Regions from separate parts of the Homo sapiens genome. Here all the other regions are linked to region 5. The links are chromatin loops, found by intact Hi-C in ENCODE. Cell type or tissue: heart right ventricle. All regions are shown on one strand. Region 1 has its middle 54 kb from the start of ELMO1. Region 2 overlaps ELMO1 (engulfment and cell motility 1). Region 3 has its middle 61 kb from the start of ELMO1. Region 4 overlaps ELMO1 (engulfment and cell motility 1). Region 5 overlaps ELMO1 (engulfment and cell motility 1). Region 6 has its middle 47 kb from the start of ELMO1.

Evidence for each region. Hi-C counts contacts between places; a loop is a spot of excess contacts. Peaks named below come from ENCODE experiments on the same cell type or tissue, not always from the same donor. Only the 100,000 strongest peaks of a DNase experiment are listed, where the experiment ranks them.
Region 1: it touches region 5 in a loop (3-fold over the local background); 47 of 110 quality-filtered maps call a loop at or near these places.
Region 2: it touches region 5 in a loop (2.8-fold over the local background); 10 of 110 quality-filtered maps call a loop at or near these places.
Region 3: it touches region 5 in a loop (2.6-fold over the local background); 11 of 110 quality-filtered maps call a loop at or near these places.
Region 4: a loop joins it to region 5, with 2.2 times the contacts of the local background. A loop is called at or near these places in 23 of 110 quality-filtered maps.
Region 6: a loop joins it to region 5, with 4 times the contacts of the local background. A loop is called at or near these places in 47 of 110 quality-filtered maps.

The regions. Positions count from the first base shown.
Region 1 is chr7:37,500,511-37,504,510 of GRCh38, reverse strand. No RefSeq gene overlaps it. Among named protein-coding and RNA genes, the nearest start is that of ELMO1, 54 kb to the right of the region's middle. In heart right ventricle, no CTCF peak of the experiment used is centred here; no DNase peak of the experiment used is centred here.
Region 2 is chr7:37,206,977-37,210,976 of GRCh38, reverse strand. All of the region lies in intron 13 of ELMO1 (engulfment and cell motility 1), which reads left to right. Among named protein-coding and RNA genes, the nearest start is that of ELMO1-AS1, 210 kb to the right of the region's middle. In heart right ventricle, a CTCF peak has its summit at 2,327; a DNase peak (open chromatin) is centred at 2,306; H3K27ac peaks cover 1,072 bases.
Region 3 is chr7:37,508,154-37,512,153 of GRCh38, reverse strand. No RefSeq gene overlaps it. Among named protein-coding and RNA genes, the nearest start is that of ELMO1, 61 kb to the right of the region's middle. In heart right ventricle, a CTCF peak has its summit at 1,912 (motif pointing right); no DNase peak of the experiment used is centred here; H3K27ac peaks cover 405 bases.
Region 4 is chr7:37,351,300-37,355,299 of GRCh38, reverse strand. All of the region lies in intron 1 of ELMO1 (engulfment and cell motility 1), which reads left to right. Among named protein-coding and RNA genes, the nearest start is that of ELMO1, 96 kb to the left of the region's middle. RefSeq lists enhancers at 313-462, 1-925, 1,962-2,011, 2,062-2,121, 1,652-2,153. In heart right ventricle, a CTCF peak has its summit at 2,224 (motif pointing right); DNase peaks (open chromatin) are centred at 519, 1,509 and 2,238; H3K4me3 peaks cover 1,310 bases; H3K27ac peaks cover 3,762 bases.
Region 5 is chr7:37,282,988-37,286,987 of GRCh38, reverse strand. All of the region lies in intron 4 of ELMO1 (engulfment and cell motility 1), which reads left to right. Among named protein-coding and RNA genes, the nearest start is that of ELMO1, 160 kb to the left of the region's middle. RefSeq lists a silencer at 649-943. In heart right ventricle, CTCF peaks have their summits at 1,889 and 2,096 (motif pointing left); DNase peaks (open chromatin) are centred at 703 and 2,077; H3K27ac peaks cover 3,908 bases.
Region 6 is chr7:37,493,925-37,497,924 of GRCh38, reverse strand. No RefSeq gene overlaps it. Among named protein-coding and RNA genes, the nearest start is that of ELMO1, 47 kb to the right of the region's middle. In heart right ventricle, a CTCF peak has its summit at 2,141; no DNase peak of the experiment used is centred here.

The DNA.
Region 1 (4,000 bases), 220 kb before region 5:
GGGTCTTACTCTGTCACCCAGGAGGTTGGAGTGCAGTGGCGCGATCACAGCTCACTGCCTTCCTGGGCTCAAGCGATCCTCCCATCTCAGCCTCCCAAGTAGCTGGGACTACTGGCACTTGCCACTGCAAGCAGCTAATATTTTTATTTTTTGTACAGACGAGGTCTCACTGTGTTGCCCCCAGGCTGGTCTCCAACTCCTGGGCTCAAGCAATCCTCCCACCTTGGCCTCCCAAAGTGCTGAGATTATAGGTATAAGCCACCACACCTAGCCCAATTTTTATTTGAAGATTACGTAGAAAAAAAGGGTTGGGGTAGCTTATGAAAAAAAAATCCTCATAACGGAAAGGAAATATCTTGAATACTTGAAGAAGTAAAAAATTTCTGAAATGATTTACTGCAGAAACTAATAAAAATCATTTTGACTACTCTGCCATCATCACTAGAACGCTAGAATACTTGGGTTCAAATCTTCCTTGCTGTATGACCTTAGGCAAATTACTTAATCATACAGATCTTCCTTCTTCTACAAGTGAAAAACGCAGATAAAAATATATTCTCTTACAAGGTCGTATTAAGAATTATACGGTATCAGCTGGGCGTGGTGGCTCACGCCTGTAATTCCAGCACTTTGGGAGGCCAAGGTGGGTGGATCACCTGACGTCAGGAGTTTGACACCAGCCTGACCAACATAGAGAAACCCGTCTCTACTAAAAATACAAAATTAGCTGGCCAGGGTGGTGTACTCCTGTAATCCCAGCTACTCAGGAGGCTGAGGCAGGAGAATCACTTGAACCTGGGAGGCAGAGGTTGCAGTGAGCCGAGATCGTGCCATTGCACTCCAGCCTGGGCAACAAGAGTGAAATTCCATCTAAAAAAAAAAAAAGGGAAGAGGGTAGTAATGGTAGTAACAGGAGTGGTGGGGTGGTGATGGTGGCAATGTTTGCAGTGGCATGGGTGGATAACTAGACACCCAGCTTTATATACATTCTTATGCTAAAGAATATACCTGAGTTAACAGATATCGAATGGATTACTAAACTGCTCTCCAGTTTGGTAACAGAAACTGAAATAGTAATTTCAATTTCTATTGCCACCAAAAATGAGTGAGTCTGCTTTTCAATAACCCAATGCCCTCACAAATATAGAGTAATGTAATTAAGTACATTACTTAATGTAATATACTTAAACAATGGGATTCTTTTATCTATAAAACTTAAATACATATAAAACTTAAAAACTTAATGTGTTTAAGTTTTATAGACAAAAGTAGAATCCCATTGTTGTTTTAATCTACATCATCTCTTTAATCAGTACATGCTTACTGACTGTACTTTCTCCTCCATGAAATGCCTTTTCATATCCTTAAGCCATGTTTTCATTGGGATTTTGTTCTTTTTTCATTAATAACCATTCTAACATATTAAATCCAGCATTTCTTTTTAATAGACTGAAAATATTTTCCTGAGTTTATCATCTGTCTTACTTTTTTGTTTATAGTTCTTTAAAAGCACAGAAGTTTTAACATTTTTGATATCTAATGTCCTTTACCTTTTATATTTCATCTGGAATTTATTTTTAAATAAGTATGTGCCACTTTGTGACAAATATTCATCAAATTTTCAACTCCATTGAACTAACCAATGCATTCTCTTCATCCCCATCCCAATTTGAAATGCTTAATGTACCATATATATGTATATGCACACACACATATATACACACACCATATATATACACACCCACACACAAATATACATATGTGTGTTTTCACACTTCTACTTATTCATTTTTCTGTGGTTTAAAAGTGAAAAAAGGTACTTATTGTGAGTGGATTAAATAAATTATATTATTTCTAAACTAGCAAATCTTAGGAAAATCTAGAATGTGGCAAATATGCATGAAAAAAAAATGTGTATTCAGGGAAGTGTGTGCCACAGACAGGAAGGGGTAATAACCTCTTCATCCATCAAGCTGGAATTCAACACGTATGATGGTTCAGCCACACAATGGAGTTTTACACAACCATTAAGAATTATAAAGGTCCCAGGGCAGGAACTCAATGTAAAAAATAAATAATAAAAATAAAATATTTAGTTTAAAATAGCAAAAAATAATTATGAAACTCTGTGTTTGACATTAATAAATGTCCATGAGATACAGTTAACCTTAAAAGCAATTAAACACACTGTACTGCATTTGTTTTCTTTAGTGTGGTTTCGTGTTTAAGAATACAAAGACAACATATGAAATGATATACACCAAATATATTCATAGTACATAGAATATATGTTAGTGGAATATTTAGTAGTAAAATAATGAGCTGTAAGTGGAAGAATAACTCCCCTCAAAATACTCCACAGGGGGACACAACAGCTTGACCAGGGGGAGCTCCAGGGTCAGAATGGGAGAAAAATATTACTGTAGGAGAGGAATGGATGTGGCTGGGGGAGACTAAACCTTGTCATCAAGATAGAATCTCCTTAAGGGACAGTGCAAAGTCACAGAACAAAGGCTCAGAGAAGAAGGTATTCTCAGGCAAGAGCAGAGTCCTATGGATGTGGAAGTCAGGAACTCAGGGTTCCTATAAGAGACCTACAAGAGTGTTCATGTCATGGACTCAGGGGAAATTCACACTAAAGGCGAAGTTTTCAATTCTTTCCCTCATATGTTGCAGTTCCCTTTAATTCCTCTGACCCTTTAACCAACTTTGTGTCAGGTCACCACCTCCAATTCCCAACATGACCCATCAGTCTGCCATCAGGGACCTGTGAAGTGAGGGTCACAACACCAGTGCATTCCAGGCCAGAATGGGAATGCAATGAAAGGTCACCCACTGTGGTACGGAATAGATGCCACAGAGGAGCAGGGCTCAAGTGGAGGACTCAGGGGTGCATGGAAGACAATCTCCACCCCTCCCCAAATATGAGCAGGAAAGGACGTCTCATGTCATGAGAGAAGGTGACACTTGATGATATTAGTAATGCTGAGACAAGCTGTATGGTTTGTATTTCTGGCTCTGCCACTTATGAGCTATGTGACGTTAGTCAAGTTACCTAGCCTTTCTGAGCCTCTGTTGTATCATCTATAAATCAGGGATGAGAATAACACATTTCATAGAGCAGTTATGAGGATAAAACATATTAATATTCATAGAACCTTAGCAGTATCTAGAACTTGTAAACAATGAATGAGGCTGGACACAGTGGCTCACACCTGTAATCTCAACATTTTGGGAGGCCAAAGCAGGTGGATTGCTTGAGCCCAAGAGTTTGAAACCAGCCTGGGCAACATAGTAAGACTCCATCTCTACAAAATATAAACAAAAGTAGCTGAGTGTCATGGCCTATGCTTGTAGTCCCAGCTACTTGGGAAGCCAAGGTGGAACGCTTGCTTGAGCCCGGGAGTTAGAGGCTGCACTCGGCCGAGATTGTGCCACTGCTCTCCAGCCTGGGCAACAGAGTGAGACCTGTCTCAAAGTAAAAATAAAAATAAAAAAAAATAAACAATGAATGTGTTAGCTATTGTACTTACATAGTTATTATAATTAAAACTTTTTGTATTATCTGAATCTTTTTAAAGAGCACATAATTCTATTAAAACATAAATTTATAAAAATATATATTTATCTTTATTAAGCACCTACTATGTTCTAGGCTTTCATTGTACAGTATTATGAATATACTAAATGCCACTGGATTCTTTGCTTAAAAATAGCGATATTGGTAAAATACACACACATTACATGAAATTCACCACTTAAATCATTTTAAAATAGAGAACTCAGTGACGTCTAACACATTCACACTGTTGTGCAGTCTTCACCACTGTCTAGTTCCAGAACATTTGCAGTGCCCCAGAAGGTAGCCCTGTTTTAAGCATCATTTCTCATTACTGTTTCCCTCAGCTTCTGGTAACTGCTAGTCTGCTTTTTGTCCCTGTTTCTCTATTTTGGACATTTCATGTAAGTTGAATTATACAATATGTGGCCTTTCATGTCT
Region 2 (4,000 bases), 76 kb after region 5:
CTGAAATTTAATCCTGATGACATTAACACAATTTATGTTTTCTTAAAAGGTCTCTCTTGCTATGAATGCTAATAGGTTGTCTCCTAGATTTTTTTTTTAGTTTGCAAATCAGAACACAGCTTGTCCTGAATATAATCCATTGTTTTCATTTCTGTTTGCACTATATTCTCGATTTTCTCCCCATGAAGTCTCTGAGTGACCTTCGGCTAATATCAAATTCTGCAGTTGTAAAATTGGATTTCAATTTTAATCCCCATCATAAATGGCATTACTGAGATTTTGGCTTCGGTGATTAGAAATCACCAGGCATTATTTTATAGTTCCAAATACTCTTTCCTTGGAAAAAAATATATAAGCTATATATCTGTATGTGTGTGTCTGTGTGTGTATATATATAAGGTGTATATATTTTATATATATACATATTCATGCATATACATATATACAGACACACCCAAATATATATATATACACACAATGTATATATCTGTATATATACTAATAATAATATTTATACATAGTTTGACAAATGGTATCATGCTTTATGTGTTATTTGAGAAGGCTTGTCTTTCATGGGAATATTCTTTGAAAATGTTTTCATATTACTGTGTTTCATTACTGATTTGTTTTTCATTATTTAGATGTAATACAATTTATTTAACCAAGCCCTTTTACTAAATGATTCAATGCTTTGAAATTACCATAAGTCTATAATTAATATCTTACAGCCCAGAATGTATGCACACCCATGATCACATTATTAGGATAAATTTGTGGAACTGTACTTTGTATGAGATATGTTTTCAAGGCTTTTGATACTGTCTAATTGCTTTCCACACACAGAAAGTCATGTCCATTTTAACCAGCAGTGTTCATTTTTTTTTTAACTCTCTCCAGTAGTGTTTCTTAAACTAAAAAAACCTAAAAACCTAAAAAACTAACACTCTGTCCAGTTATTGTTTTTATAGTGTTAGTTTTAATATGACGTTTTAAATAAGAATACTTACTGCATATTCAGCTTTGCAGCTTGCTTTACAGAGGTATTCTGAAATTATTTTTGTATCATTATATTTTATGTTTCGACCTTGGCATTCCATTTTATCTTTTAGTTGAATCAATTTTTTAAAATTTTAGCAAAAAATGTCATGACTGGTGGAGCGGGTGAGTTTCCTGTACTTGTGTGTCGATGACCAAAGCTCCAGGGTGGCAGTGACCTTGCTGGCAGAGCCCCTCTGCCAGAGCGATGGTCCAGGGAAGGCGGATGGGACTCACTTTCTACCTCACCCTCAATTCCAAGTTTTACTTTTATGTGGTAAGCAAGACATATCGAGGTCACTTGGGAGGCTTTGCGAAATCACCCAATCTCTCTTACCCTCAAGTCATATCAAAATTACCAAGGAAGAATCAGGGCATGTACATTTGGAAAATACTCTTAATTGATTCCTCTTCTGAGGGAGAGCCTGGTTCTAGGGTGCTCCTGTGACTGCAATTTTATCGTCCTCCTCCTGCCAGTGCCTGGATTTCTTCTGAGCTATGTAGAAAATCCAAAACCTGAATTCTTTCCATGTGCTGCCTCCGGGATGCATGTGTCTCTGTCCCAGTAGTGATTTTCCTCGGGGGCAGTTGGATCCCAGAATGCACAGTATGGAGGGACTGTGGAGAGAGAGAGGTTGGGGGCCAACCACATGGAGGAGATAGGATTACTATAGAATCTGGGTCCCTGTGAGAGCTATCTGTAATGGGGGTGTGTGCTATGAAGCATCTCCTTTTTATTTTCAGACCCTGTTCTTATGTGAGATGACCAGGGTATTCCAAAATCAGAGTACATTTTCTCAATGTAGCTCCATCTGTCTTAACATTCTTGTTAATTCCTTGTACAGTTTAGTCTTGGTGTATCTCTGTCTTAGTTTTCCCTGTCTGGGGAGTGTTCTGCTTCATGAGTACAGAATAATAGTTTTTTTTTTTTAACTGAAAGTTAATTGGAGGTGGTTTTAAGGCCTTTAGCGCTTATGAGGACTTGAAAAGTCATCCTAGAAAAAGCAAAGACTCTGAACAGAGAATAATCATAAGAGAGTGTTGGTTTTCTTTATTTTTCCATGGTTCTTTTTTAGTTTTTGATTTTAGTTATTCCCCTGCAACTTCTCCCAGGCCAGTCTTGCATCAGAGAGTTGAGAAGTTGGAACGACTATTTAGTAATGATTTTGAGTGCTGGAAATGATCCAGTAACTTTTGACAAGCAGATATTTTCACTTTTGAATACCCAGCCAGCCAGAAATAGACAGGCCTCAGTAAACAGAACCGCATGGTCATTGCACCACCTAGAGACGGTCTTGCAAAAACGCTGAAAGCTGGCTGATGATATCAGGGTCTGGCTGCAAAATCTCTAGATGCTGTAAGCAGTCTCGTGCAGAATTCTCTCTGTACTTCCCAAAGAGGAATCATCTTGCCTGTTAAACTCCTTACTGAACTTTAAGGATTAATTTGAGGTTTGGATCATCTTTTGGATCACTTTGAAGAAAAGTTCAGTTCATAAGATTAAGACTGCTATTTCTCATGTTTCTGCTCCCAAGTAGGCAATGCCCAGCAAGCATTACATGACAAGGCTTTGGAGTTCACTGGGCCTAGATTTAATTTTAGCTTTCCTCCTTTTGAGCCATGGGCCAGTGGTTCAGTCATTTAACCTGTTTGGGCATGGGTTTTCTCAGCTGTGAAACTGGGCAGCATCTTTTCTGTTTTGAGATTATGGGAGGGCCCCACAGGACCGTCTACCAGCGACTAGCACAGCAGCTGGAACCAAGGTGCACTCAGCCAGTGCTACTTCCCTTTCTTCCTTTTGGAGAGAACACATCATAGAAATCATCTGCAGCCTTTTAAGTTTTCCAAGGTAAAAGTGGCCATTGCGCCAACAAGGCAAGAAGAACAGTTTATTAAAAGGTAATAAACCACAACACCTTTGAGGAGGCAGATGGGCATCACATTCCTTCTCAGCACAACATCCCAATGGAGCAAATTTTTCTGATAAAATAATTCTAAAGTCACAATCTAGGTGGCTGAGTGGCTTGTAAGTTTAGTCATAACACAGAAAAGCTGCTTCATCTTCTGAGATCTCGTTTTTTGTTTGTTTGTTTGTTTGTTTTTGGTAGAGTTTTGCTCTTGTCGGGTGCCCACCACCACACCCAGCTAATGTTTGTATTTTTAGTAGAGACGGGTTTCACCATGTTGGCCAGGCTGGTCTCAAACTCCTGACCTCAGGTGATCCACCCACCTCGGCCTCTCAAAGTGCTGGGATTACAAGCATGAGGCACTACACCAGCCATCTTCTAAGATCTCTTGTTATTGATTCTGTGGTTTCAAAATGGACAGGCCTTTGTAGGTCCCCTGGTGGGAAGAGACAGAGTTGTCTGGGATAATGCTATTCTTTTTTTTGAGACAGAGTCTCGCTCTGTCACCCAGGCTGGAGTGCAGTGGTGCAATCTTTGCTCACTGTAACCTCCATCTCCCAGGTTCAAGGATTCTCCTGCCTCAGCATCCTGAATAGCTGGGACTACAGGAGTGCGCCACCACACCCAGCTAATTTTTTGTATTTTTAGTAGAGACAGGGTTTCGCCATGTTGGCCAGGCTGCTCTCGAACTTCTGATCTCAGGTGAACCACCCACTTTGGCCTCCCAAAGTGCTGGGATTACAGGCGTGAGCCACCGTGCCCTGCCGGGATAATGCTATTTTTAGTGGAGCTTCTAAGGAAGGGCATATGGATTCCTGAGAGTAATGGAAGGCAGACTCTCACCTCTAGGATGACTTTATTTTGAGAACAGGGGAAATGCTGTATACAAAGTTGTCCCTCTTGATTGTAGCCGCCAAGACCTGTGCACCATGGCTTTCACACTCTGCAAAGTGTTGTGTTCCTGGCTAGAGCCCTTTCAGAATTTGTCTCTGGTTTATTTCCAATTTGTAGTCTCTCTATTTGTGAATTTTTCCTTGTTCAGTCTACCGGACAAGCAT
Region 3 (4,000 bases), 230 kb before region 5:
TCTGTTAAAACTATCAAACTCTCCCAGCACTGCCGGAACCGACAGTGAGAAGGTCACTCTGTTTGCTGTTGTATTTAAACAGCTAGTAGATTTACAGAATGAGAACATCTCTCCAGGAATTGCACAGACTTGCCAAGAGCAAACAGGAACATCGGCAGCTAGAGCGTTAGAAATGCAGCAGATAGTAAGGACTCTGTGACTTTAAGTGTCAACTCATAACCCCCTCAGGGAGGGCAACCAAAGTACATCAGTCCAGATGCCAGGAGACCCCCCTGGAGGGTCCTGTTGTGAGTGGGACCTAGAGATGAACCAGGTGGCAGCGGGAGGTTCCATGAGCATTTCCCACTACTCCACTAGGCTGGCGAGGAGGTAGCTGCTCAACTGTCCTGGCAATACACCAACATTAATTGGCTTTCTTTTTGTTGCTTGGTTGTTGGCTATACCTGTGCTTAGTAGAAGGAATACAGTGTGGTTTCGGTTTGTTTCAACTAATCCTTTTGCTGATTCTACAAATCACACAGTTTAGAAGCCCCCCAAGCACCTTTCAAGAAGCTTACCTAAATGGAGTAGACCTGAGGGACAATTATTGTCCTAATCCCAGGGTCGCAAGTAGTAAACAGCTACCTTTATGTTATAAGGTTTCAGGCAAAGGGTGGGATAATGGCAGATACTTGGGGCTCAAGGTCTCGGGGGTCAGGCATACTAAAGTTAACTGATAGGTGATCACTGCATGCATGAGATGAACAGTGAGCAAGGGCCGTACTCTTAACCCCTGGAAAATTTCTTAACGTTTTACAAAATGAGAAACTGCACTGGAAGAAACTGGTTCATGAGATAAGGACATGGATCCAGTGAACCTCTGGAGCCCAAAAGGATAGAGTCAAACCAGGCTCCAGCATATGCTAGTTGTAGATCCTTGTGCAATTTACTTCTTTGGTGCTTATTTTGAGTCACAGCAGGTTTGTTTTTTTGTTTTTCTTTTTGTTTTTGTTTTACAGAGTCATGCTCTGCCTCCCAGGCTGGAGTGCAGTGGCTGGATCTTGGGGGCTTACTGCAATCTCCACCTCCTGGGTTCAAGCAATTCTCCTGCTTCAGTGTCCCAAGTAGCTGGGATTACAGGCATGCACCACCACGTTTGGCTAATTTTTTGTATTTTTAGTAGAGATGGGGTTTCACCATGTTGGCCAGGCTGTCCTCGAACTCCTGGCCTCAAGTGATCCACCCACCTCGGCCTCCCAAAGTGCTGGGATTATAGGCGTGAGCCACCGAACCCAGCCAAGTCACAGCATTTTAACAGGGAAGCACATTGCCAGGATTTGCTACACTGCTGCTCTCTCATTTTGTCACTTTGTTCCTGCTAACTCCCTCTCTCCTCCTTCATATGTTTGTCCCAAAACTCTTACATACTCCTTCGTTCATCTCCTCTCATTGTTACCTATATATTCTTATAGTATTTCATTATGAGTTTTAAAAATAAACATTTGATCACAAAATGACAAATACTGTATGATTCCTCTTACGTGAGGTACCTGGAGCATTCAGATTCGTAGAGACAGAAAGCAAACTGGCTAGGGGAAGGGTGGGAAGGGGCAGTTTGTGTTCAATGGATAGAGTTTCACTTTTGCAAGATGAAAAAACATTCTGAAGATGGTTGGTGGTGATGGTTTCCCAATAAGGTGAGTATACTTAATGTCACTGAACTGTATAGTTCAAAATGGCTAAAATGAGGACTTTTAGGTCTATTTTATCCCAATTTTAAAAAACAGAAAACTTACAAAGCAAACCCTTGACTCACTTTCATTATATTTACCTATAAGATTCACCAGAATAGAAATATTTGTCACACCCAGATCACCTCAACACTGTCCTGTAGAAAGAACTGAGGTGGACTGAGGATGCATACAATACCCAGCAGAGGGCAGGAGGGAGTCAAGGTGGCATTTTCCCCTAAATTTTGTATTTGTGATCATTTTTTCTTCCTCTCTTATTTGCTGTCTTAGTTTAATGTTCTCTCTAAAGGTGTAAGTCTTTCCAAGACAGCCATGTTAGAGAACAGAGGATAAATGATTCTCTCACAGAGCATGTCGGTTAAATTATTGCATAATTTAAATCACCACATAAAAACAATTGCTCAGTGGAGCTGGGTTTGTTAGTGGTAATAGAGCTCCAAACTAGGCTTTTTCGCTTTATTCTGGCTGTATATTATTGACCCAGATCATTTTGCAAAGTACTCCACAAATAATTGTATTGATGTTCCCACAAAAGGATACTAAAAACCCTGCTAAGTCTCAGTGGAAACCCTACGGAAATAGTATTGTAAAATTAATGGGATTCAGGTTTTAGGTGTTCTTTCTCCCAGCTGAGCCATGTTGCCAGGACCAAATGCTATAAAAGTGCTGCCATTTGCATCAGCCTTAACTGAGGAAATATCTATTTTTCCCTTGATTTGCTCTTTGCCTTGATTTCCTGGAGCATATTTGCAAGTTATCCTTGATGCACTATAATTATTTTGAGGAGATTGCTTTTTGGTTTAAAAGGATATTGCCATTTTATTATTTTAGAACACCAAGGGAGTCATATTCAAGGAAGAGACCAGCATTTTAATGCTGGGCTTCTCTCTCGAAGGAAACCAAACTCTTCACTGATTGTTTTTTGACTTCTGGTTCAAATAGCCTGGGAGGTACAAGGGTAGCATGTGGATTCGCGTGGAAGGTTTTGTTTAAGGCAATGAGCATTAGCTCTCTTTGCCTTCTCCCAGGGCTGCCACTCGGCATCGAGTTAAAACGGTGACAGCAGCAGCAGCAGCAATATCTGCCCAGACAGTTCTGGTTCTTCCATTTACTCAAACAATTTGGATGCAGATGGCCTTTCTACTTCATGCATTGAATATGATTCAAGTCCCAACCATCCATTATTACTTCACCTGCCTTGAAATGGGAATTGTAAGCACTCTGATAAATTATTTGAAAGACTAATTTCCTCAAATACCCCTTTCTGCTATTAACTTGCAATTTTATAACATTTAAAACGTTCTGAAATTTCTGTGTGCATAGCTCCGAGTGAGTTGACAGCACGTGCCCCCTGCATCAATACTACAAAACATAAGGGGGAAGGAGACACTATATTTCTCTTTCCTGGGCAGTGGAAGAATACTGCTCTCTAAGCCCAGCATGTGTGAACAATGAGTCTTTCCTACAGGAATGGTGGTGGAGCTCATAGGAATGCACACTAGGATAGGCTTCATTCATTTAATTTCTGTCTCCAAAAACACAGCCTTTTCCTTCCTAAGAATCCAGGTAAGGAGAGTGGGGGTAAATAGAGATAGAAAGATAGGAGGTCAAAAAAGAACAACTAAACAACAGAACAGCCCTATGTTGTTTCAGTGTCTGAAAATCCTCTGAGTTGTTGAACCCTGTGTTGTGCATTATGTGACTATCTGTTGCAAGATAGGTGGATGCCCTCTCTAAGCTCCATTACCCTCTGTGCATGGCAATCCATTGATAATAAGCTTCAAGAAAGCCAGCTTTCATGTGGAGCTCACCACATTTAGGAGCTCTGTAAGAGTTACTTTCATAACCCTAAAACCAGAATTTCCATGAGGAGAATCTAAACAAAGTGTACAGACTAAATAAACATCATTTTGAGGAAGGGAAGTCTTCAATATGGAAATCACAGTGACACATATGTTGGCAGGAGTTGCATGCTACAGTTGATTAAGACATAAACAACCTTCCTTGATAGAAAATCCCATACAGAAAGTCGAATCTGGCTGTTGATTATAGATCTCATAACAACAACATGTCTCTGGACTGAGCAATAGAGCTGAGTAAGGCAGAGCAGGGATGTTGTGTTTATCCGGTCCACATGGAGGAGAGGGAGAAAGAACTTGCCTGTGTGGAACTCCATTGTGAAAGGCAGGCACAGCTCTCCAGAGGCAAATTCCACTTGGCTCAGGCTCTCCGCAGGATTTGTTTCCATGGGTCCTGCCTAAATTCATCAT
Region 4 (4,000 bases), 68 kb before region 5:
TTTTATCTTCATAATAATCCCATGAGAAAGGTACCTCTGTCATTCCAGTTTCACAGATGAGGATACTGAGGGTCACATGTTGTGTAATTTGTCCAGAGTCACAGCGTTTTCAATGTGGGTGAACCAGGATTAACACCCAGGCCAACAACTGACCCCAGAGCCCTCATAAAAGTCTGTGCTCCTCTGGGAATAAGGACGTCAGGCCGGGAGAAAGAGCCTAATGGTATTCCGTGAGAGGCGGCTATGCGGCATTGCATTATGCATCAGAATGACTAATTCTGTGTACGAGGGTTGTCAGGTGAAACCCAGTGGAGGCACAGCCCAGAGTTCTGCAGGGGCCTTCGCTGGTAATCTGATGCAATCAAATGTTCTAGGGGTGGTAGTTAGAGCTCTGCTGTTGCTGGAGAGAGGCCCAAGAAAGAAGTTTCACATATTGTTTTTTGATCAGCAGGTTTGGAAACTTTGAATGTTTGGCTCACAGGATGGTGGAAATGCTCCAGCACTTCCTGTGGCTTCGAGTCTGGTTTCTGCGATAGGGAACTGGGCTCGAGCCTTGCCTCCTCCACTGGGGACTGTCTGCACACATCACCGAGTGACAGGCTTGCTGGGAGGAAGGGAGCAGCCACTGGCATTACAACAGCTGAAAAGGAATTTGAAAAGCAAATATCCAGAAAACCAGAACAAGGGAGGAAGTGTGTGCATTAGTTTGCAAAATGATGAACTTTCCAGTTGAAATGCTGATTCCCAAAGCGCAAGAGAGCTTGGAGTGAAGGGAAGAGAGTGAGTGGCTCAGCTCAGGTCTCATCTTGTTTTTGAAAGAATTTTTCCAGGAGGAAAAGGAATCTGGAATAGGCCCTCCTCTCACCTCTCAGCAGCTCCCTTTCTATTTCTGTCCAGTGGGAACAAATGAATAGCTGCTGCTTGAAGAAATGCCGGAAGGTTTTCTGTGCAAGGAATTCTGGATTTTAAAAATGCATCACTGGCTTGAGTAATCCTTCACATTTGTAATTTTAATCTTTGAATTTGGTTTTAAGGAAAGAGTGGTTCATTTATTCATTCACTTGTCTGGAAAATATTGAGTTGCTCTTTACCATGCTGTCTGATCAGGTCTGGAACAACAGAGATGAGTAAGATATGAGTCCTACCCTCAGAGAACTCATATAAACAAATAGGATAAGGTGTGGAAAAGTGCTCTGGTAGGTCACTGTAAGCGCCTAAGAAGACAGATTCAGGGCAGTTACTTCTAGCACGGGAGGCCGTGAGGTCAGGGAGATCTTTAAGAGAAACTGGTGCATGAGATTGGCACTGAAATCTAGATGGGAATTTTTGAAGCAGACCCAAGGGAAGGAAAGGACATTGGAGGTAGAGAGAACATTCTGAACAAAGACAGGGTGAAAGCGAGAGGTGGAGCCGACTGGGCTTCTGGGTTGGGTGGGGACTTGGAGAACTTTTGTGTCTCGCTAAAGGATTGTAAATACACCAATCAGCACTCTGTGTCTAGCTAAAGGTTTGTAAACACGCCAGTCAGCACAATGTCAAAACAGACAAATGAACGCTCTGTAAAACGGCCCAATCAGCTCTCTGTAAAATGAACCAATCAGCAGGATGTGTGGGTGGGGCCAGATAAGGGAATAAACGCAGGTCACCTGAGCCAGTAGCAGCAACCTGGGTCCCCTTCCACGCTGTGGAATCTTTGTTTTTTTTTCACTGCTCGCAATAAATCTTGCTGCTGCTTATTATTTGGGTCCGTGTTACCTTTATGAGCTGTAGCACTCACCGCGAAGGTTTGCAGCTTCGCTATTCACTCTTGAAGCCAGCGAGACCACGAACCCACCGGGAGGAAGAAACAACTCCGGACGCGCCACCTTTAAGAGCTGTAACACTAACGGTGAAAGTCTGCGGTATCACTCCTGAAGTCAGGGAGACCACGAACCCCCCAGAAGAAACTCCGGACGCATCTGAACATCTGAAGGAACAAACTCTGGACACACCATCTTTAAGAACTGAAACACCGCGACAGTTCGCTGCTTCATTCTTAAAGGCAGTGAGACCGAGAACGCACCAATTCTGGACACAAAAGGACCTTAGCAGGCTCAGGAAATGGCAAGCCATTTATGAAGAGGGAAGAGATAGCAAACGTTGGTCTCAAGTTCTCTAGTTCTTTACCCAGACCATAGCTGGCTGGGGGATGATCCTGATTTAGTCTGGGGGGTTCCTTTACGCATTGCCACCAGCAGGTGCCGCAAATGGACCATTGGCAGTCTTAAGGTAGAACCAGTTTTCCATGTCAGACTTACAGAGCCATTGGATGTGCCTGGGGTTTGGGGAGCAGGGACTCGTTGGGTGGGGGAGGATGCACCGGTGGTACCTGGATGCAGGCTGTGAAAAGTTTATATCCTAGAGGTCCCAAGTCACCACAGATTTAAAGCAGGAAGTGAGATGTTCAAATGATCACAAATACAAGTATTCTGTTTCTTTTACTGTTTTATCTTCCGTTGCTTTGCACAGTAGAAGTTGCAGTTAATAGAAGTTTTACTGTTCTCTGAATTGGAAAGAGTTACTCAAAAGAATTGGGCTACTTTCCTGGAGACAAGCCCATAGATGCAGGTGGTGATAATTCAATATGGGACTAACGGAAAGTTTTCTCTGCCACTTTCCATTGCATTTCTGGCCAAGACTATTTAGCGATTCTTTCTGAGAAACCGAGGAGGCAAATAGTCTCAAAGTATGTCCTATGAGAAACGTGTGCCGCAAGATGTTTCGTTAAAAAAAAAGTTTTCTGGACAGATACATTTGGGAAATATTATAGATTGCATATGGACATTTCACAGAACACGTGTTACGTTAAAGTCCCTGAGAAGTCCTGCAGTAAAGGAAACTTTGAAAAGAACGGCGTAGAGCCCAGCACAGTGGCTCATGCCTGCAATCCCAGTACTTTGGGAGGCTGCAGCAAGAAGTATCCTTTGAGCTCAGGAGTTCGAGACCAGGTAACATAATGAGACCTCATCTCTATTAAACAAAAAAATGGCATAGTGGTTACGAACATGAGCTATCAAATCAGACATGTAGATTTCATTCTGGCTGGGTTCCGTATGTGGATGTGAGACTTTGGGCAAGATATTTAATGTCTTTACATCTTGGTTTCCTTGTTTATAAAATAGGCTAGTAATGGTACCTTATTCATAAAATTGTCTCTAAAAGTATATAGTAAGTGAACTAGTAAGTTATTAGTGGATATTATTCTATTCAGTTTTTTCCAAGAATCCTGACTCTTTATTTTTGCATTGCATTTATAAATAACTCAGAGAAGCGGTGCTGTGTGGGAAATGCTGGAGTGAGACTAACTCTTGCAATCCATGCGTGACTTCTGATAGCAGTCCCACAGAGGAAAGGCAGGCCCTAGGTGCTGAGCGCTACGTCACAGATGTGGACTTGCAGCTATATGAAGCTCTAGAATTGGGGAGCAAAAGACCATTTCCTCTTGACTGCAAGGTTAGAGTGTGTAACTTCAGTCTGTTTTGCCTTCCAGTCATTTAATGACAAGTTTGGAACTCAGGGCAGTAAACAGATATGGTTAGGTTGATATATTAGGAGTTTTTCAATTGTAAGGGACAGAAACAACTCAAGCTGATTTAGCGTAATGAGGAATTTATTAGTTTGTCTATCTAGGAAGGATGTTAGGGTAGTACAGAGAACTGAAGGAAAAGTGTTAGGAAACTCAACAGAAACTGAACATAGCTAGGCCTTCTGTCCTTGTTCCCTTTTGAATGTTTTCCTCTTGACTTGTCTTTGCTTCTCCTTGCCTCATTCTTTCCTATTGTGGATGACCTTTCCCCATGGAGGGAGCATGGCTGCAGACAGCTTCAGCTTCAGCTTCATCCCCAGCAGAAGGCAAGAACTCCTGGTGATCTACCTGCCTGGTCCCTGCAAAGTGCTAGGATTACAGGCGCAAGCCACTGCGCCCAGCTGACAAATTTATGAGATCCTTATTAAGGATATT
Region 5 (4,000 bases):
CTCCTGACCTCGTGATCTGCCCGCCTCCACCTCCCAAAGTGCTGGGATTAGAGGCATGAGCCACTGTGCCCAGCCTATGATACAATTTTTAAAATATTTGGATAACTGTTTGGTTTCTTTGCAAGCTTATTTATTTTATTTTATGCATTTAAAAACATTCTGAAAAGAAGATCCATAGACTTCACCAGAGTTCTCTAAGACATCCATGACTAGGAAAAAAAGAGAAAGAAAAAGAATCCCTATATTTCATTATCTAAGGCTGGGGATCCAAATGGGCGGACTTGTATTTATTTCCTCTGCCTGAGATTCTCTCCCTTCTCTCCCTCCTTCTTTGGCAGATTTTCCATTTCTTTTGGAGTGTGGTACTGAAGCTGCCTCCTTTTTATGAATAATATATTGGATCCTACACATTTACTGAATGAGCCAAGCAGAGGCTTTATTAGCAGTGTCCAGTGTAATGCCCATAATAACACTGTGTGGTGTGGGTCTGACTGTCTTCATGTGGCACTGCAGAAAGGGAGGCCCCAAGACGTTGTCTTGCCCATCATTCATTTACCCTGTATTCACTGAGCACCTATTGCTTGCCAGGGGCTGTGCCAAATTCCCAGGTGACAAAGCTGTTACTGGTGAAGCCAAGTTTTGGATCAGGCCCATCTGACACTAGTGTCTGGGTGGCTAATGCCACAGCAGGTTATGTTCAGGATGTCATGTGACACCCTGCTGCCTCAAGCTTGGCCACTCCTCCATCCCTAGTGTTTCCAGCCGCATTGTTCCTTGGCTGTGAGCTGTAAATGTTTTTATCTCATCCTCTCTCCACAGACCACTATTTGCATTGTTTTGCCTAGAATGGGCCATGGAGTTAGTATTTTCCCAGCTGTAGTAGCATCTTCAGTGATCCCTGCTCATGCCACTGGAATGGCCCTTTAAAAATGTTTTTTTTTTTCTTTTTACAAGCATGAGTTTCTTTCCTATAAGTGCAGCTCTTTTTTCTTGTCTCTGTAGCACTTTGTGGCTTTCTGAGACCACAGGCTCTAACTTGCCCATTGCACCCCATGTTTAAGCATTTGCACATGTCGTTTGATTGAGGGGTAAGTTAAAACTGCTGGCAGTGGGAAGGGCTGGCAATCAGGTCTCTTATCTCAAGTGGATGGAAAAATAAGGCTGTTCAACGTGGTTCGCTCAACTCGTACAGGTCCCTTCTGTGCAAAACCAGGGAGATTGCTTCTCCCCTGGAAACACAGGCACTCCTCATTGGCTGGGTTGGGCAAATACCCATAATATTAGGCATTTTTCCTGCTTTTTTCCCCTTCTTTTGCAGGTTGCAAGTGATGGCAATGTACATGGGATTCTCAAACTGGTCACCAGTACTTAGTGCATGAACACACATTATATTCTATATGTTTGGTGCAATTTTGCTATTTTGCATTCTGCTTTTGTCACCACAATACAGTGTCCCAGGGTCCCATATTACTGAACATTCTTTCATAGCAGCACTTCGATGGCTACATGGTGTATCTTTGGCCTGCCTTACCATAATTTGCTTCAGTTTTCCTTTGTGTTAGGGGACATTTGCAAGACTTTGTATATCAGCCAGCATCTAGTCAGGATACAGAAACCATACTGTTATTTAAACAGGGTATATTCCAATGTAAATGATTGACAACTAGTAGAAGCTGGTTAGTTGTGAGTAAAAGAGAACTCTTATGGGTCCAGAAGAAGCTGTTGCAGAAAAGAAGCTATGGCCTCCAGTTTGAGGAAGAGTGGGCAGTTGAGGAACTAAAGACCAAGAGCGGGCATTGCTCGTCCCCCAGAGTTCTTCAGAGAGGGCATGGCCACCACAGGGACATCACCACCCACGGGTGATGCAGAAACTTGTCAGAGGAAAGCAGCTGGCCAGCTGGCTGTGCAGCACTATAGACGTGTCTCTGTTGCCAGAAGCTTGGGTAGGCAGAACTGCTTTGAAGCAGTCCCTGGTAGGGAGAGCAGAGCCCGGGTGCAGGAGGCCTGAGGCCTTCCCCATGGAATAGTAATGGTGGATCCCAAAGGGAATGTCCTTTCCCCAGGCAGAATCACTCCAGTGCCCTCTATTGGTGAAGTGTCACATTGCCGCAGCTGGCAACCTGTCAGAAAGCAGGGCCAAGAATGGTTTTGAGTTGAGAGACAATAAATGAATAACTGGAATATTTGGGCTTGCTTTTAGCTTTTTTTTTTCTTTAAACCGTTTTGCAGTAAACATCTTTCATAAAATGTTGATTGCATCTCTGATATGTTGGTAGGATAAATTCATAGAATTTGAACATTTCAAAGGCCTTAGTCATATGTTACAAAACCATCCTATTGACTCTCCTAGTTGTTGTATATGGGAGCAAAGGCATATAGCCTTGTTATAGAACTTGTTACTCCTTAACCTTTTGAATCTTGGCCTTGTTTGCTGGGTTGTTAACTCTGAGGCTGGGAGATGCTCAGAGCCAGCGATGTCAAGGTTGGAGCCTGCAGTCTGATGTAATAAGGGCCAAGCTCTGCCGTGGAGGGAGGGAGTAGTGTGTTGCTGAAGTCCTCCCTCACCTCGCTCAGTCTTCTGAACGCATTCCCTTCCCATCTCATTCACTGCTTCAACAAATTCATTCCCTAAAACATCCCCTTCATCACATCAGTAATCTTGCTCAAAAGCTGTAAATGTTTCCTCTTTGTTTATGGCAATGCAAATGAAAGAGGAGGGGAGAGAACTGACCTATGGCCCTGGGTCCGTTGCCTCCATTCAGTTGTTGAGGGTCTGAAGCAAATTGACATGCCCAGGGTCACGTGGGAAGTAAGTTGGTCAGGGCCAACCAGGGCTTCCTTCCTCCCAGTCCTCTGCTTCTCCCAGATACCAGACCATTGTTGCTCCATCTCCCTAACTCCTCATTGTCCTCCCAGCACAGCACCTGTCCCACGAGAGGTTTTATTAATGTGTATCATACTCCCCTAGTGCTCACACTATCTCTGAACTCTTATGGGTCCAGAAGAAGCAGTTGCAGAAAAGAAGCTGTGGCCTCCAGTTTGAGGAAGAGTGGGCAGTTGAGGAACTAAAGACCAAGAGCAGGCATTGCTTGTCCCCCAGGGTTCTTCAAAGAGGGCATGGCCACCACAGGGACATCACAACCTACGGATGGTGCATAAACTTGTCAGAGGAAAGCAGCTGGCCGCTGGCTGTGCAGCACTATAGACGTGTCTCTGTTGCCAGAAGCTTGGATAGGCAGAGCTGCTTTGAAGCAGTCCCTGGTAGGGAGAGCAGAGGCCGGACGCAGGAGGCTTGAGGCCTTCCCCATGGAATCATAATGGTGGATCCCAAAGGGAATGCCCTTGCTGGGGCTGCCCCACTGTCTGAAATGCAAAGATGGCCCCCCTCAGCTGCTGTGCTTAAGGGGACTGCCTACACCTAACTTCAAGGCCAAGTCCAAGATTCACATCTACATAATTACATTCCATTACTGTTTAACAGATTAGAGTCAGTAATTCTTATCCTGGGGTATTAGAGATGTGGACATGAACTGGGTTCTACCCTGAGCTTTTAGTCCCCAGCCTAGACACCAGGCAAAAAGTAGGTATGTGCTGGCTCCTATCATGTGAAATTGGCTAAGGAAGCAAGCAACTTGGTGTCTTTGGACAGGGGGCTGCTTTTTTTAAATTAAATTTAATCTTTTTTTTGAGCAGTCGTGGACATCTGGTTGTGCATGTCCCTTTAAGGCGAGTTTGTCGTCTCCAGAAAAGCATGTTGTTCTTTCTCTCTATCTTCCACAAGTCCTTGATTAAAACACTGAAGGAGACAGACAGGCTCCTTCTGTCCTTTCCCTCAGGCTTGCCATGTCCTGGCAGATTCCCTGGGCTCCTGGGAACTGTCTACCCATCTCTGTCTGCTCCTTTTGACCCAGATCTTATTACAGATACAGAGAGAGCAAACCATTTATTGCAGAACAGGCCCTTCACCTTCATGTTCTGTGTTTATAGACCACAAATAGGT
Region 6 (4,000 bases), 210 kb before region 5:
CTCTTACCACCACCAGAAGCAAAAGACACTTTCCAAGTGGCAGTCTATTTCGGGACAATCTATTTTATATTTTCCACCACTGAGAATTCCACTCTGCTTTCACAGGCAGTTCTTTCAGCTGAATGAATCGTGTTTTCTCCTTTGGGGGCGTGTGTAAATGAATTGCTAACCGTTTTGAATAGCACCCATCTGTGACAACAGTCATGCTTATGGGTGGCAGTTAATTAAGACAGCTTGGAAGATGACGATGTCTTACAAATAAGAAGGGAAGAAACAGGGACTGTCTTTTTTATAGAGTCATATTTATAATATCATAATTATTGTATGTATTTATAGTATTATATTTATTGCTTGTATTCCATTTTCTTAAATTAAGGTATAGTTTTGGGACTATCAAAATGCACTCCTAATTTATAATGTTGCATGGGACAAGGACAGAACTTGGCTTCTCCTATTTTATTCCTGAAATCTTAGAACAGGAAACCCTACACTATCCATTTATGTTTGTGGCTTTGCATTCAGCATAAAATTAAATTTTCTCTGGCATCATTTGTCAAGAAAGCTTTTAAAGCAGTGATTTCCCTGAGTTCCTTATGTAGGCAGCCCATCTTCATTTTATTTTATTTATTTTTTTGAGATGGAGTTTCACTCTGTCACCCAGGCTGGAGTGCAGTGGCGCGATCTCGGCTCACTGCAGCCTCTGCCTCCCGGGTTCCAGCGATTCTCCTGCCTCAACCTCCCTGGTAGCTGGGATTACAGCCATGCACCACCATGCCCAGCTAATTTTTGTATTTGTAGCAGAGATAGGGTTTCACCACGTTGGCCACGCTTGTCTCGAGCTCCTGACCTTAGGAGATCCGCCCGCCTTGGTCTCCTAAAGTGCTAGGATTACAGGCGTGAGCCACCACACCCAGCCTGGTAGCCCATCTTTAAAACCACCAACATCACCCAACAAGTGTGGGACATCACCCAGCAAGTTATATCTAAGGATAAGGAACAATGTGAAAGTTGAGAGTTAGAAAGCTGACCAATTTCAGAACAAACCGTCTCTCTAACAAACATCTTATTACAAAATCAGAGACTCAACTGTAAACTCTGGTAATAATTTAGAAGATTAACACTCTGCCCTAAATCCCACAAAATAGGCATATCTAAATTATACACAAACTGCAGATGTGGCTGGGCAAGGTAGCTCACACTTGTAATCCCACCACTTTGAGAGGCTGAGGCAGACAGATCACTTGAGTCCGGGAGTTTGAGACCAGCCTGGGCTGGTGAAACCCCATCTCTATAAAAAATACAAAAAAAATTAGCTGTGAGTGGTAGTGTGTGCCCGTAGTCCCAGCTACTTGGGAGGCTGAAGCAGGAGGATCATTTGAGGACATGAGGTCAAGGCTGCAGTGATCTATGATCGCACCACTGCACTCCAGCCTGAGCAACAGAGCAACACCCTGTCTCAAAACAAACAGGCTGGGCGCGGTGGCTCACGCCTGTAATCCCAGTACTTTGGGAGGCTGAGGCGGGCAGATCATTTGAGGTCAGGAGTTCAAGACTGGCCTGAACTACATGGTGAAACCCCATCTCTACTAAAATACAAAAAAAAAAAAAAATTAGCTGGGAATGGTGGCAGGTGCCTGTAATCTCAGCTACTCAAAAGGCCGAGGCAGTAGAATCGCTTGAACTCAGGTGATGGAGGTTGCAGTTAGCCAAGACTGTGCCACTGCACTCCAGCCTGGGTAACAGAGCAAGACTCCCTCTCAAATAATAATAATAATAATAATAGAAGAAACAAACTGTAGATGAGTTAAACATAGTAATTATACAAGGGTGCCCAATGTACTATAAAACATACGTGTATCACATCAAAAATGATGAAATGCCAGCCTAAATCATTTCGAAAGTTTACCCTAAACAAAATACTTATTCCAGCAATAATTAATAATTTTAAGTATGTTATTAAATATATTTTTGCTAAGTGCTTAAGATTTAATGATACCTTGTGGAAATCAGAGCTCATTCACATCTCCTGGAAATGTTGGACAAAAAAGTCTGATTGCCAAATCTCCCTAGAGTCATGGAAACATTCAAAGCATTTTTGTTTTCAAAAGAACCTGCAATTACCCCTCTTTCCGCTAGGTGGTATACTCAAGGCCAAGAAAGCTACCAAAGGGATAAATATGTTCTTTTTCAACAAGGTCAAAAAAAAAAAGGATAATTTTTTTAATGTAATTTTTTTAAATTTCTTTTTCATTTCAATAGGTGTTAGGGGAACAGGTGGTGTTCGGTTACATAAGTTCCTTAGTGGTGATTTCTGAGATTTTGGTTCACCCATCACCTAAGCAGTCTTCACTGGACCTAATGTGTAGTCTTTTTTCCCTCACCCCTCACCTCCTCTCCCACCCTTTCCCCGAGCCCCCAAAGTCCATTGTATCATTCTTATGCCTTTGTGTCCTCGTAACTTAGCTCCCACTCATAAGTGAGAATATACGATGTTTGGTTTTCCATTCCTGAGTTACTTCACTTAGAATAATAACCTCCAATGGAGAGGATAAATTTTAAGCTTGAAGAGGCGACTATCTTACATCTGAATTCCAAAGTGTTTGATGAAAAAAACAGACGTTAAGAGAGAGAAGGAAAGACCTACTCAAATAGCCAGGGCCCCTCAAAGAGTGAGTCACCTACCACCAGGAATGACAATTAAAATTAGGCAAGGCCACCAGCCTCCAGTGTTACTGCATCAGACTGGTGGGGATGAAGTAGGGAACTCAATTTGCTTTTCCAGCATGCGCTTGGCTTGACTGTTATGCAAAATTCTGATAACTAAATTTAGATTGCTCTCAATCTTTCTAGTAGTCAGAAACCACAATTGGTTCATAAGTTTGTGATGTTCTGAAACCTTTTTTTTTCTGCTTCCTATATAGCTTGTATCTTGAAGGCCAGGGATTATAGGTTTCACTGTAAAATCTCCAGATGAAATTTTGCTAGCTTACTATCTCCCCAAGAAAATTCAGAGTGGCAGATTCAACTCTATGTAATAGGATATTTGGAAAGTACTTTCAGCTTTGCAGAAGGGGAAAAATGTATTTTATAGAATGTAATGAAAATGAATCTCTTCTGGAAAGAATGGGTGATATTTATATTAGATATTCAAAAGTTGAATCACATTGATCTGTCTTTTAAAGTAATTACATTGATCTCTGGAGTTTAAAGAAATGTATTGCTTACTCCCTGTGGATATTTTCAAACTTTAATTTTTTTTTACGCAAAGCAGTTTATTTTGTTTTTCCTAGTTTGAGACACAAAAGAAACCCATCTTCCTGAAGTTCAGCTAATTATTGTATAGGAATGTGTGTATGAGTGCGCATATGTGTATACTGTAGGTATGCGTGTGTGTGTGCGCGCGCCCGCGTGCGCAAGCTCTGTCTCTCTAGGACCCCCTGAAATGAATGTTTGTTGTTTTAAACCAGATTTTTTTTGTAGAGTCACAAGTTTGCTGCTTTAAACTCACTTGTTTTAAAATATTTCAAATGGACAATATTCTAAAATATATTTCCCACTACTCTAATTTCAACTGAGTAAAGAATAAAATGTAACCGTTTCATTACAACTTAGCACTAACAGTGTGAAAATGGATTCGTGGGCAGTGTTTGAACGCGGCAGTGTCTTCAGGGTCCGCTGAGGTCCTAAAGGCCTGTTTGTACCTAGAGTACATGAACCCAGGCAACTCTGCTCTGGGAAGTATTGCCTCTACGTGTTACGGTTTTCTTATTTTTCCCCCTTACTTTCCATTGTTACTTTGTGTTGCTACCAACACACCAAGGCAGCAGGGAGGGCTCCTTCTGTTTCTAATCTGCAGAGGCCTTGGAAGGATGAGCGTCGTGTTTTGTTAGTTAGGAACGTGCGTAGCCCAAGTGGGAGAGCGGGGCCCGTTACGCAAGGGCCTGCTCCATGACGACAGCGGTGCATACCTTGCCCTGTGTCTAGTCTGGCTAGTCTGGTT